Regions from separate parts of the Homo sapiens genome. Here region 2 is linked to region 1. Evidence: read pairs that join two places in POLR2A ChIA-PET (ENCODE). Cell type or tissue: OCI-LY7. All regions are shown on one strand.

Region 1 (2,500 bases):
TCAGGGAAGACAGCCACTGACAGCTGACTTCGGGGTGGATTTGTACAATTTCAATCTGCAAGCTGCAGGACCTTTCTAAGTCTCCCTCTCATGTTAATATCAATAGCGTTGCCTAAACATTAAATGCTTTTTCTTCAACCCAGGTAATGGGGTCATTCATAAATTAAACTGAGAACAACCTTTCCAGTCCCATGTTCACAAACACTACATGTAGTAGAACCAAAGATACTAGGCAATTATTCTGAGATCAGATTAAAAAATAATTACTGTCATAAAAAAGTTACAGAATCATTTGTTCCAATGCCAAACTCTGCCTCAGCATATGAAATTTAAAGTAACCAAAAACTTAGTCTCACCTGGGAAGGGAAATCAAAGTGACATTTGAACCCAAGTTCAATGACAACACGTCCTTCAATTTCAAAGCGAGCGCATTGCTTTATTCATTCAAAGAGTTTTAACGGCACAATATCCCATAGCATACACAAAATCTCCTAAGGCGTACATTATGGTAAAGTTTCTGACTGCTTGTGAACTATATTTAGCCCTTTCTGCCAGCTCTCTCCGTAGTCTCCCACCCCCAAAAGGTATAACTGGAATAGGCCTCAGGGAGCACCTGTGGCCTGAAAAGGCTGTGACCAATCCTCAGAGCTTTACCGGCTGCAATCTACAAGTAGGCTCGACCATTCTATTTTGGATCAAGGAGACTCTGCCAACCCCCAAGTGACCGCAAGTGGACAAGATCAATTTGGGAGAAAACGCTGTGAGGGTTTTTTCGCCAAGCCAGCAGCCCCCACCGCCACACTCCGAAAAGGGTGAAGATTTGGTTACCATCCAGGCGGCGAAAGAATACGGCCGGGCTGTCTGGGGGCTCACGACTGCCTGTCGGCCGGCGATCCCGCAGCCTGGGCCGGGCTGTGGTGTCGGGAGCACGCGAAGAGGCAGGGATCCCCGGGGCATGCGGAGAGGGAACCAGAACGAGGTTAGGAGCCTGCAGGTGTCGCCCAGGGAGGGGACGAGGTCGCCCAGGGCTGGCACGGCCGAGTGAGACCGAGAGTGTGGCTCTGGACTCGGACAGACCGGTCACACTCTCGGGTTGTGACCTTGAGCACACGACTTGACCGCTGTGCGCCTTAGTTTCCTCCTCTCTAAAATGGGGGTCGTTCAAGCGGAAAACGCGCCTCGGAGCGCTTGGCACGGCGCCTGGCGCATAGTAAGCGCTCCCTCCATGTGAGCGCTCTGGCTCCTTTCGCCGCCGGGAGGAACTGGGGAAGCCCCGCGCGGGGAGTCCCCGGGAGGCGGATCCGAGGCTGGGGCAAGGGAACCGGGTCGGGGACTCACCGAGCACGTCCGCGGAACGGTGCCGGGCCACGAAGCACGCGTCGTCCCCGTAGCACGCGCCCTTCTTGAGGAGGCCCTTACGGAAGTCCTTCCCGAAGCCGCAGCCGGCCGTCACCAGTCCGTAGTCGCCGCCGCCGCCGCCGCCGGCCCTGGGGTCGGTCTGCGAGAGGCCGCCGAGCACGGCGCGGGCCACCAGCCGCCCGTACGAGAGGACCGAGAACATCGCCGCCGCCGCCCCCCCGAGGAGGCGGGGGGCCGGGGGAGCAGGAGGACGCGGAGGCCCGGAGCCGGCTCTCTCCTCAGCCGCAGTCGCGCCGCCGCTGGGGCGCTCCTCAGGGCGGCGCGCAGTGGCCGCCGCCGCCCCTGCCCGACGCGCGGGGCCTCGCACGCGCTCAGCCGCGCGCACCGGAGCCAGAGCGAGGTCAGAAGCGGCGGCTCCTCCGCCTCAGCCCAACTGAAGTCCCGGCTGCAGCGGCCGCCGCCGCCGCCGCCATCTTCCGCTCCACTAGCGTGTTCCGGGCGGTGCCGGCAGCACCGCCCCCTCCCTGGCCCTGCCCCTAGCCCCGCCCCGATTCACCGCTCAGGCCCAAGCCCAGCCCCTTGGGCTCGCTGCCTTATGCAGTCACCAAGGTTGAACATGCGCAGAGGGTGCGGACGCAGTGTCTCTTGGGAATTATAGTCCCGGAGTCGTAGTCACTTTTGACTTGGCTGCCAAAGATTTAGGACCTAGGGGGATTCCTCAGACGCGGGACCTATGTTAAGTTAGTAGGAATTGCAGGTGGGCCACGTGAGGGTTTTCTACCCTGTTTTAACCGTATCTTTTAAAGCCTGTTTTAAATAAATAACGCCACCATTCCTTTAAACAAAAACCTGCAAGAAACCAGAATGGAGTCACATAATGAGAAACAGAGGTACACAGATCTAGTGACACCTCCCCAAGTAATATACTGGAAGGATTTAGGGCGGCAAACTGTTTGGAAAGAAGAGACTTTTTGTAGTCTTTTAGGAAAAATTGAGAAAATGTTATGTGTCCCTATCAGAGTGGGAGGGGACACAGATGGTGTCATGTCCCTTTTGCTAACTGGCCTCTAGCCATGCTCACAGCTGTCTCAAGACCTTTGCCCTTGCTTTCGCTTCTACCCTTTGGAATGTAATTCGTTTA
Region 2 (2,500 bases), 380 kb before region 1:
TTCCCTAAAACTGAAGTCTTTCTATTTAGAACCTAGAAGTTCAACTTCGTCGTGCTACTGATGAGATGAAGGCATATATCTCTTCTGATCAACAAGAAAAAAGAAAGGCAATTAGGCAAGTGATTTTGTTGTTTTATATTGAGATACTTAATATTTTCACCAATAAAAGTTTTATAAATAAGATAGAATTATACAAATTTAGCATATTTAAGTAAGTAGACACTAAGATATTATTTAATACTAAATCTTACTAAACATCTAGATATTTTAGCCCTGCTAAGTAGGAATACATATGATTTTATTTCTTGCTTGCTTACTTTTTGATTGTGATAAAATATATAAAATTTGCCACTTTACCCATTTTTAAGTGTACAGTTCATTGGCATTGATTACATTCACAATATTGTACAGCCATCACCACTGTATATTTACAAAATGTTTTCATCATCCCAAACAAAAACTCTTGTAACCATTAAGCAATAACTCTTCATTCCCCGCCACCCAGGAATATATATAATTTCATAATTGCTTTGTCATAAGCAGTAAAGTTGGTCTCTTTTTAAAGTCCCACATGGCCTAGACTCTAGTCATCTGCCTGCTAATTGTGCAGTGTGATGACTGCATTTTAGCTGGAAATTGTGTGATTGCAGTGTACCAGTCTTCAAGAAGGATATGTAAATACTGCTTAGTCCTTATATGGTGCTTTTTTTGCAATCCCAGCTTGTGGCGTACTGTAATAAATCAAATCCTGCCTAAAAAAAAATACATTTATGGTTGAATTGCTAGGTGTGATAAAATGCAATCATTGAACAACATAAGCCTTCTTTGCTCCTCATCACAATTCAAATATTAAATGTTTTGCTATTACTATTCAGTAAAAATTCAGATAAAATGTAGCACTCACGTTTATTCTAGATTGCATTGAGATTTTGAGTGGCATGTACATTAATGTTATAAAAAGAGGCCGGGCATGGTGGTGGGCGCCCGTAGTCCCAGCTACTTAGGAGGCCGAGGCGTGGGAATCGCTTGAACCCGGGGAGCAGGGGCTGCAGTAAGCCGAAATCATGCCACTGCGTTCCAGCCTGAGCGACAAAGGGAGACTCTGTCTTTAAAAAAAAAAAAAAAAAAAATCTAAGAAATAGAGTGTCTTGCAGAATCTGAATTTTTTTTCAATGTAATGCACTAGAATGCAAGCCAGACTGAAAATACTGTATAGAGCAGTGTTTTTTCTAATACTCTAACATATTAAACTAAAAATGTACTTATTCATATTCTTTCATTGTATGTAAACTTTGTTCATATAAATCTATATGGCCAATGATAAGAAATGAGAAAAGTTAAATTTGTTCTTAAAAAATAAAAATTTTTATAAATTAAGTTCTATTTCTTCCAAAGTTATCGATATAAATAGCAAAGAAGGAAATAATTGCTCTTGAACTATTCATTTTCTGATCTGTCTTCTAGCCAGATTTTTTTTTTTTTGAGACGGAGTCTTGCTCTGTCACCCAGGCTGGAGTGCAGTGGCACGATCTCGGCTCACTGCAATCTCCGCCTCCCAGGTTCAAACATATTCTCCTGCCTCAGCCTCCCAAGTAGCTGGGATTACAGGCACACGCCACTGTGTTTGGCTAATTTTTGTTATTTGTATTTTTGTAGTTTATATTTTTGTATTTTTGTAGAAATGGGGTTTCACCATGTTAGCCAGGTTGGTCTCAAACTCCTGACCTCAAGTGAACCACCCTCCTCAGCCTCCCAGAGTGCTGGGATTACAGGCATGAGCCACCACGCCCTACTGAAAATGAGGATTCATCAAGACTAATTGCAAAATTTTCCTTTACTTAGACTGCTGTATTTTCTCTTTTTATGGCTTAGGATTTCTTGGAGTCCCAATTTTATATTGTTTAATTTTTTCTTAAATACTGCAGCGTAGCTTCACACACAAAAACAGTCTCTTCTTTGTTCTGTGTTCCTTTACCCCTCGTCCTTCAGTCTTTTTTTTTTTTTTTTTTTTTTTTGAGACGGAGTCTCACTCTGTTGCCCAGGCTGGAGTGCAGTGGCGTGATCTCAGCTCACTGCAACCTCCGCCTCCTGGGTTCACGCCATTCTCCTGCCTCAGCCTCCTGAGTAGCTGGGACTACAGGTGCCCGCCACCACGCCTGGCTAAATTTTTTGAATTTTTAGTAGAGACAGGGTTTCACCGTGTTAGCCAGGATGGTCTCGATCTCCTGACCTCGTGAGCCACCGCGCCCAGCCCCAGCCTTCAGTCTTTATCCTTAACATGTCACCTGCTTTAAATCTCACATTTTGTCTTAAATAGTATTGAAATATAATTTTGTTTACAAATAAAATACAATGTTATTATGTTTTTAATTTTTACATTAAAATTTTTTTTTTAGCTTACAAAAGAAATACTTGTAAAAACAACAGTAACCATTATGAAGTAGTGTGCACAGAAGTTGAATGCTGTCCATTATTGCCATGTCTCAGAAATGTCTACTGT

The links. Peaks named below come from ENCODE experiments on the same cell type or tissue, not always from the same donor. Only the 100,000 strongest peaks of a DNase experiment are listed, where the experiment ranks them.
Region 2: POLR2A ChIA-PET joins it to region 1 with 24 read pairs; 2 of 35 experiments call an interaction of 5 or more read pairs at or near these places.

The regions. Positions count from the first base shown.
Region 1 is chr12:110,581,471-110,583,970 of GRCh38, forward strand. PPTC7 (protein phosphatase targeting COQ7) reads right to left here and starts at 1,848. Exons shown (of 6, transcript NM_139283.2): 1 at 1,339-1,848. The coding sequence starts at 1,561. RefSeq lists silencers at 1,481-1,630, 1,671-2,000. In OCI-LY7, CTCF peaks have their summits at 936 and 1,195; DNase peaks (open chromatin) are centred at 611, 1,291 and 1,951; H3K4me3 peaks cover 2,500 bases; H3K27ac peaks cover 1,669 bases.
Region 2 is chr12:110,205,566-110,208,065 of GRCh38, forward strand. IFT81 (intraflagellar transport 81) reads left to right here. Exons shown (of 19, transcript NM_014055.4): 17 at 30-115. Among named protein-coding and RNA genes, the nearest start is that of ATP2A2, 74 kb to the right of the region's middle. In OCI-LY7, no CTCF peak of the experiment used is centred here; no DNase peak of the experiment used is centred here.